2 separate regions of the Homo sapiens genome follow, and region 1 is linked to region 2. The links are chromatin contacts, found by Hi-C or POLR2A ChIA-PET in ENCODE. All regions are on one chromosome and are shown on one strand. The core of a region is the stretch at or near the end of the contact, and the rest is flanking DNA. Distances in the headings are between cores, read along the strand shown. Region 1 overlaps JAM3 (junctional adhesion molecule 3). Region 2 overlaps LINC02730 (long intergenic non-protein coding RNA 2730).

Region 1 (3,804 bases), core at 47-2,546, 120 kb before region 2:
GCACCCAGAGAGGCCACTTTGGGGAGCCTTCCCTGACCACCATCCTCCCACCCGGGAGGATGTCACTTCAGGGTACACCGTGTTTTCTCCCCATCGGCAACCCCAGCACCAAGCCAGAAACACAGTGGGTGGCTCAGTCCATTTGTGCTGTGCCCTTGCTGAAACATATGGTCCTTCTCATTCACTCACCTACATCACTCACATCAGGATCATGAGAAGATGGCCTAGGAAAATGTTCACTTTGATTCCCCAAAGAAATGGGGCTGTGAGCAGATTAAGATCCTAGCTAATGAACTGCACTTGTTGATGCTGGGGGACAGGGACAGGGAGGCTTGATATACCATTTGCATTACTTTTGCATATATTTGAAATTTTCCATAATTATAAATCTTTAAAAAAAAAAAAACGGTCCTAGCTACAGATGCAGGTTACCAGTCTGAGGTAAGTTTCTGGCCAAGAGTGTATACCCAGGTCTATGGACAGAGGAAAGGTCAGCAGGCAAGAGGACTACAGGATCATACCCTGAATTTTGTTGTCAAAAAACACATATGTGGTTTGTTCATCTTGAATTTTCTTCCACTCGATCCTGGGGTCACTTGTCTGCGAATCCGTAATGATGCAAGACAGTTCCACACCTAACACGCAAAGAAGAAAAAGAGCTCTCGGTGAATGTGGAGTGCTTCTACGTTCAGCTGCACCCAGACCCTGCAAGCTCTAATTCAAGAGGCCTTTCATGCAGATTAAAAACGTAGCCAACTCCACACTCCAAGAGACTTTGAGAAAGGATTTTTTGCCAGAAAAACAATAAAGATAATTAGCAAGGATTTTACTACATAGTGTACCCCTCCCTTAAACACCCTGCTTGTATATAAGAAATTTCTTGGCCAGGCGCGGTGGCTCACACCTGTAATCTTAGCACTTTGGGAGGCCAAGGAGGGTGGATCACCTGAGGTCAGGAGTTTGAGACCAGTCAGGCCAAACATGGCAAAACCCCGTACAAAAATCAGCTGGGTGTGGTGGCGGGTGCCTGTAATCCCAGCTACTCAGGAGGCAGAGGCTGCAGTGAGCCAAGATTGCGCCACTACACTCCAGCCTGGGCAACAGGAGCGAGACTCCATCTCAAAAAGAAAAAAGAAATTTATTTGTTGTGTGATCACAAAGCCAGGCAGGAGTGCGATGACAGCTGATGGAAAACTGCACAGGGCTCACTGCCGGCCTGCTGATGCCATGCTTCCAGGCCTGTGCACCGCAGAGCAGTCCACCCGGAACATCTCCCTGGCACACTTACAGAGACAGATGTGTCCTGAGTTGGCTGCAAGACATCAAATGTCCAGTAGATGGTGCCCATTATCCTAGGCATTTCGTTTGTACTTACTTTCAAATTCCTGTACCACTGGGGTTCGATTGCTGGATTTGAGATTTACAGCCCCTATCAGGCAGCCTGAAGGAGAAAGAAAAGTAAAATCAGAGACAATGTATCTCAAACGGCAGAGAAACCTTGCACTGAGGTCAGGTTTTCCCGTCTGCGTAGGCTATGGTTACTAACCACAGAGGATGGAAAAATATTCCACAATAAAGTCTCTTAGGTAAGCCAAGTTAACTGCTTTCTCTCTCAAATCTGACCTTCACTGGAAGGAGCCAAGGGAAAGAGAAGAGTTCTAAGAATTCCTTCTCCTTTTTAGTCCCAGAACAAAGCCCTCAGAGCTTTAAAGCCTTTGTCTAAGCATTTCCTATTGACCCTTCGACACCTCTCCTCCCAGACCTGCCCGGGCCTTCTGCCCTTTCTCCCTCCATCTTCCCCTCTTCCCCAGGCTTCCAATCCTGCACAGGCACCCTCAGTGGCACGTGATATGGGCCAGACTCTTGGGCTGGAACTCTTCCCTTCGGGACGGCATCAACACTCTCTGGGTATGGTTATCAACCAGCTAGGAGTCCACCTCGCTGTATGAGCAACCCGGTGGTTCCAGTCCACGAAGAAGTTTTCACCGGTCTTTGTTGAAATGAGAAAAATAATAATATAACACGGTAATTTTCACGAAGCTGAGTTTATATCATTGATGAAAGCAAGATAACTAATTGCATGGCAATCCCTTTCAAAACTAGCATCTGATTCCTTATGGGTTTGGGCAAACATCAGAAACCTGTTTACCATGGTCTCAAAATTTCTCAACTAATCTTGGAGAGAAGATCAAGTAGGTACATGGACTACCTACAAAATATTATTCTTTAGCTGCCATGCCTCTAATAAAACATGCCATCCCCAAAGAAGGCCTTCATACAGAACACCTTGATGAAGGTCTCTGGGTCCTGGCTTATGATAACCGCTAAAGAAAATCACAGAGCAACTCTGCTCCAAGCTGCTTTAACTCCTTGCATATTGGGCAGCCTCACACAGCCCATTCTTTTCCTTTATCTTCTTTAATGGCCCAGCTACATGGATCTTTTCTTTCTAAATAGTCAGATTTCACTAATTCTAGCAAAAGCCCTAAACAATAATTCAATAAAAAGGGATGGAAAACAGAAGTGTAATATACCTGAATTGCTATTGGTTCCTAAAACACTTCCACAAAAAGTTATAGAACAAAGGACAAGTGAAGATAATGTTATTTTGTTTGGATAACCATGGCTACTCCCTCTGGGAGCCAGAAATACATACCATGCATGTGCAGCCCCTTCTACTTCTCCTTCAAAATGAAAGCGCCCAGTGATGCACTAGTAAAGAATGATATGTGAGGCTCCGAGTCTCTACCAAGGCCACACGGGCTCCTTCTAAGGAAAGTGGCCACAAACATTTCTCTCAGCATGAGCACCACGACTTCGACGAGACACCACCACTGGCTCTAAGGGACTATTGGCCATAAACATTTCTTCCAGTATGAGCACCACGACTTCGACGAGACACCACCACTGGCTCTAAGGGACTAGTGGCCATAAACATTTCTCTCAGCATGAGCACCACGACTTCGACCAGACGCCACCACTGGCTCTAAGGGACTATTGGCCATAAACATTTCTTCCAGTATGAGCACCACGACTTCGACGAGACGCCACCACTGGCTCTAAGGGACTATTGGCCATAAACATTTCTCTCAGTATGAGCACCACGACTTCGACGAGACGCCACCACTGGCTCTAAGGGACTACTGGCCATAAACATTTCTCTCAGTAGGAGCACCATGACTTAGACGAGACACCACCACTGGCTCTAAGGGACTATTGGCCATAAACATTTCTCTCAGTATGAGCACCACGACTTTGACGAGACGCCACCACTAGCTCTAAGGGACTATTGGCCATAAACATTTCTCTCAGTATGAGCACCACGACTTCGACGAGACGCCACCACTGGCTCTAAGGGACTATTGGCCATAAACATTTCTCTCAGTATGAGCACCACGACTTTGACGAGACGCCACCACTGGCTCTAAGGGACTACTGGCCATAAACATTTCTCTCAGTATGAGCACCACGACTTTGACGAGACGCCACCACTGGCTCTAAGGGACTACTGGCCATAAACATTTCTCTCAGTATGAGCACCACGACTTTGACGAGACGCCACCACTGGCTCTAAGGGACTACTGGCCATAAACATTTCTCTCAGTATGAGCACCACGACTTAGACGAGACACCACCACTGGCTCTAAGGGACTATTGGCCATAAACATTTCTCTCAGTATGAGCACCATGACTTCGACGAGGCACCACCACTGGCTCTAAGGGACTATGACCAGAGATCAGCTCTGGCCCAAAGACCATCAAGGACCTGAGAGGTGAGTCATGAGAGCACTGCTCACCTGGATG
Region 2 (3,951 bases), core at 437-2,936:
ATACTAACATCATTTTATATGTGAGCAATAGCGGAGAGTTTTCATACGTGAGTGCAGATACTCATCTGGTACCCAACCACAATGCTTTCTGGCTTGGCTGTGCTGTTCAACCAGTGCCACCGTATTTGAGGGAAGAAGATGCAGTGGGTTTTCTGGATATAGGAGGGGAATGCCGACAGGTGGTTGGCACAAATATTTGAAACGGGAAGGGCTGTGACAAGATCCTGCCTCCCTGCAGTGCCACTCAACATCCATCACTGTGAGGGAGCAGGCAGGTCCACACGCCCTATCACCTGCCTTGTGTTTAAGAAGGACACAGAAGATCTGGGCATGAGGACCGTAACAGGGTTGGCATCTCCCTGTTCACCTTGTGATTTGTCTAGGTGCATGAATAAATATGCAGGGATAGCTATGTATTTCTATGACATAATCTCCTCTCTTCTTTGGACAGGAGAGGTCTCCTCCAACAGTGGAGCTTTCTCAAGAGTCTTGGTTCTCCTGCTATATTTTCTTCTCTCTCTCTCCCCCCACAGCCCCACCCTTTCCATGCTCATCAAGTGAAAAAGTTTCCATTTAATTCAAGCAAGGGATTGTCTGTGAGCCTGCATCCTGCCAGGGACATAATCTATTCTTTTTTGTGGCATCAGAGGAGTCCAAGACTCTACCACAAGTAATTGAGAAAGTTGACCTGGCAGTGACTAGTGATGTAACCTTACAAATCCTGGGATTCGCCATCTGGAATTACATTCTTCTCAAACTGGACAAGACCTCCAGAATCATACAATGTCAGAGCTTGAAAGCTAAGGACGTTCACTTCAGCTCCTTATTAAATAGAAGAGGAAACTGAGGTCCAGGAGTGCTGAGTGGCTTGCTACTTAGAGTCACTCCTTCCTCTATGCTCTTCCCATTACTCCAACTCATCTTTAGCTCACCCCACTCCACTGCTGGGTATACTTGTGTTTGAGCCATCTCTCTTCTTCCGAAACATCTCATAAGGGAAAGGGCTTTTAAGCCTAGTATGTAGGAGATGACTAGCATCTCTCAAGCCCTTAAGACAGAACATGACATCCCAACATCAGCAAAGTTTTCTTTCCATCTAAATTTGCCTTGCTGCCATACTTCCTAAACTTTTTGAGTGAAGAGAGAGGAAAGGGATCTCCATGCTTACTTATTTTTCCATAGGTGTCAAATGGGCAACTTTGCCCTCCCTGTGGCCCGGCCCCCTCCTCTGGTGTAGCATTCTCTTGTTGAAGTTAAAGAATCACAACTTCCAAGCTCATAAGCCATGTGCTTAGCATCCTAAAGTCAAATAGAGGTTAGTCCATTGGAGAACTGACTCTTTGCTTAATGACCAAAAAAGTAATATCTTTAAGAGCCTTCCCTTTCATTTCATGCCAAAGTTATTAGGCTAGATCCAGCCTAGGGTTCTGGCAGCAGGCATGCCAGAGAGCAAAACTGGGACAGAGAGCAAGATGGGGACCCTCTTGAGGGGGGCTGTAGGACAAAGGTATAGTGGGCAGATTTCACGGGAGCTCCCCAATTTTCTACCATGCAGTTCTCAGTACATGGCCATAAGCATCTTGAAAAGCATTTGTGAAACTGCCAAGAAGCCAGGCTAAAAATACCCACAGAACAGTCTGGATCAAGGAGAAATGCAGAGCTGGGCGTGAGGGCTCCGTGGAAGGTGTGAGACTCAGTGCAGCAGCCAGACTGCAGCGCCCACCTCAGGCTCCTGCTCCAGGCAATGAAGCCATGGTGGACTGGATGTTGTTGGGGAGGAGTGGATGCATCTGGGTTTAGACCTTTTGTTTTATTTTTGAATCGGTCCAGTCCAGCAGTGCAGCAAGGGTGTCTAATGACACACTAAGGGCACCTAGCATGTGCTCTTATAGTTCCAAGTCCAAGCATTCACCTGCTTCTTGGGAAAATAGCATTCTTTATGAAATTTTTTTCATACATCTAAAGAGAAAGTCATGTTTGAAAGATGAACTAGGCTGGGCGTGGTGGCTCATGCCTGTAATCCCGCCAAGGCGGGTGGATCACCCGAGGTTGAGAGTTCGAGACCAGCCTGACCAACATGGAGAAACCCCATCTCTACTAAAAATACAAATTAGCTGGGCATGGTGGCTTATTGCATTCTTAAAGATTAGCCATTAAGAATGAATGCTTCTTCCTTAAATATTCCACACCCTTTTCTTTTTAACTTTATTTTAAAAATTATTAATTTGATTGACAAAAATTGCATATGTTTTTGATGTACAACATGATGGGGTTTTTTGTTCTGTTTTGTTTTTGAGATAGAGTCTCACTCTGTCGCCCAGGCTGGAGTGAAGAGGTGCAATCTCAGCTCACTGCAACCTCTGCCTCCTGAGTAGCTGGGACTACAGGTGTGTGCCACCACGCCCGGCAAATTTTTGTGCTTTTTCAGTAGAGATGGGGTTTTGCCATGTTGGCCAGGCTGGTCTCGAACTCCTGAACTCAAGTGATTCACCTGCCTCGGCCTCCCCAAGTGTTGGAATTACAGGCGTGAGCCATCACATCCGGCCTGTGATGTTTTGATACATTATGGAATGGCTAAACTGAGCTAATTAACATACACATTACCTCATATATTTATCACTGTGTGTTGTGAACACTTAAAATCCCTTAGCAACCTCCAAGGCTACAGCGCATGATTATTAACTGCACTTGTTCCTCCTGCCTCACTGAGGTCTTGGACCCTTCGGCCACCAACTCTCCAGTGCCCCCATGTGAGGTGTTTGGGGCTTTGCAGGGGCTCCCAGTGCTCCTTATAATGGCTGTAACTTGGCTTTGTCTGCTTATGGTTCTCTCTCTACACCATTTTTAGGCTCCTTCTTCTAACACTTAATCTAATCATGTGCCCCTGACAAATATTATCGCTAGTCTGCTTTTTCCAGTTTTTTGTTCTTAGTTATCAGGAACATTTTACATCAGAACCCTCCTGCCTCTCTCCCAGGGTTGCCAGCAGCAGTTCCGTCATGCTTAGGCTCTCGCTTTTAGGCAGGGGATACACTTCCTTGGGTGTTTCCAAATTTCTCTTTGAGACAGCACCTTGCTCTGTCACCCAGACTGGAGTGCAGTGGAGCGATCATGGCTCACTGCAGCCTTGAACTCCTGGGATCAAGCAATCCTCCCACCTCAGCTTCCCCAGTAGTTGGGACTATAGACTTGTGCCATCCTGCCTGGCTAGTTTTTGTATTTTTTGTAGAGACAGGATCTCACTATGTTGCCCAGGCTGCTCTCAAACTCCTAGGCTCAAGCGATCCCCCTGCCTTGGCCTCCCAAAGTGCAGGGATTACAGGCATGAGCCACTGCACCTGGCCTTGTTCATGTTTTTAAATAAAAATTATTATTTGAGACAAAGACCTGTCTTTGAGGAATCAAGTCTAAAGATGGACAGCATGATATGAGCAACCATCCGTAGGACACAGAAAACTAAGTTAAGAAAAATAAAATGAGACATTCAGTATTTATATAATGCATAGATCAAGGTAAGTGTGTTTGTCACCCTGATGTAATTTGTTTAATCTGTCCCTGGCTGTCCCCTCAGGAAACTCTTCTTCCCCTGAACCCTCAATTATTTTCCTAAGTCTATTTCTTTTAGCGGACGGAAGTGCAGACCTGTGTGCCCTTCCGATGGCAGAAACTTGCGGCTGGCTGTGACTTCTGAGAGGTGGATGGAGTAGATGTCATGAGGTGACTTCAGAGAACTGAGTGCTATTGACAAACTTTTGGGCAGTTTGTCAAAAATGTGACAAACCTATTCTCATTTTGTTTGGCTTTGGCCCATTTGTATAGTTTTCATTTTGAGGGCTCTATGGAAATAGCCTCTGTGGAGACTGAATGTAGTCATTATAAAAAAGCTGAAACACAAGTTTACTTGGGGGTGCATACGCTTTGTTCTATCTAGAAACTCTGGGGTGCCTCACA

The links. A loop is a pair of places that touch in the nucleus more often than their neighbours do. ChIA-PET counts read pairs that join two places held with the same protein, here RNA polymerase II (POLR2A). Pooled maps may share reads with other maps.
Region 1: a pooled map shows a loop between it and region 2 (3-fold over the local background). The contact joins two enhancer-like sites. A Hi-C loop is called at or near these places in 5 of 50 pooled maps. POLR2A ChIA-PET finds 5 or more read pairs at or near these places in 3 of 52 experiments (AG04450, MCF 10A and Panc1).

Annotation. Positions count from the first base shown.
Region 1 is chr11:134,137,488-134,141,291 of GRCh38, reverse strand. It overlaps JAM3 (junctional adhesion molecule 3), which reads right to left. Exons shown (of 9, transcript NM_032801.5): 2 at 1,376-1,441; 3 at 522-635. Among named protein-coding and RNA genes, the nearest start is that of SNORD153, 12 kb to the left of the region's middle. Within about 2 kb of position 1,296, at least 10 of the 41 ENCODE cell types and tissues checked have a DNase peak (open chromatin) inside an H3K27ac peak, as active enhancers do.
Region 2 is chr11:134,013,451-134,017,401 of GRCh38, reverse strand. All of the region lies in intron 1 of LINC02730 (long intergenic non-protein coding RNA 2730), which reads right to left. Among named protein-coding and RNA genes, the nearest start is that of LINC02730, 7.2 kb to the right of the region's middle. Within about 2 kb of position 1,686, at least 2 of the 41 ENCODE cell types and tissues checked have a DNase peak (open chromatin) inside an H3K27ac peak, as active enhancers do.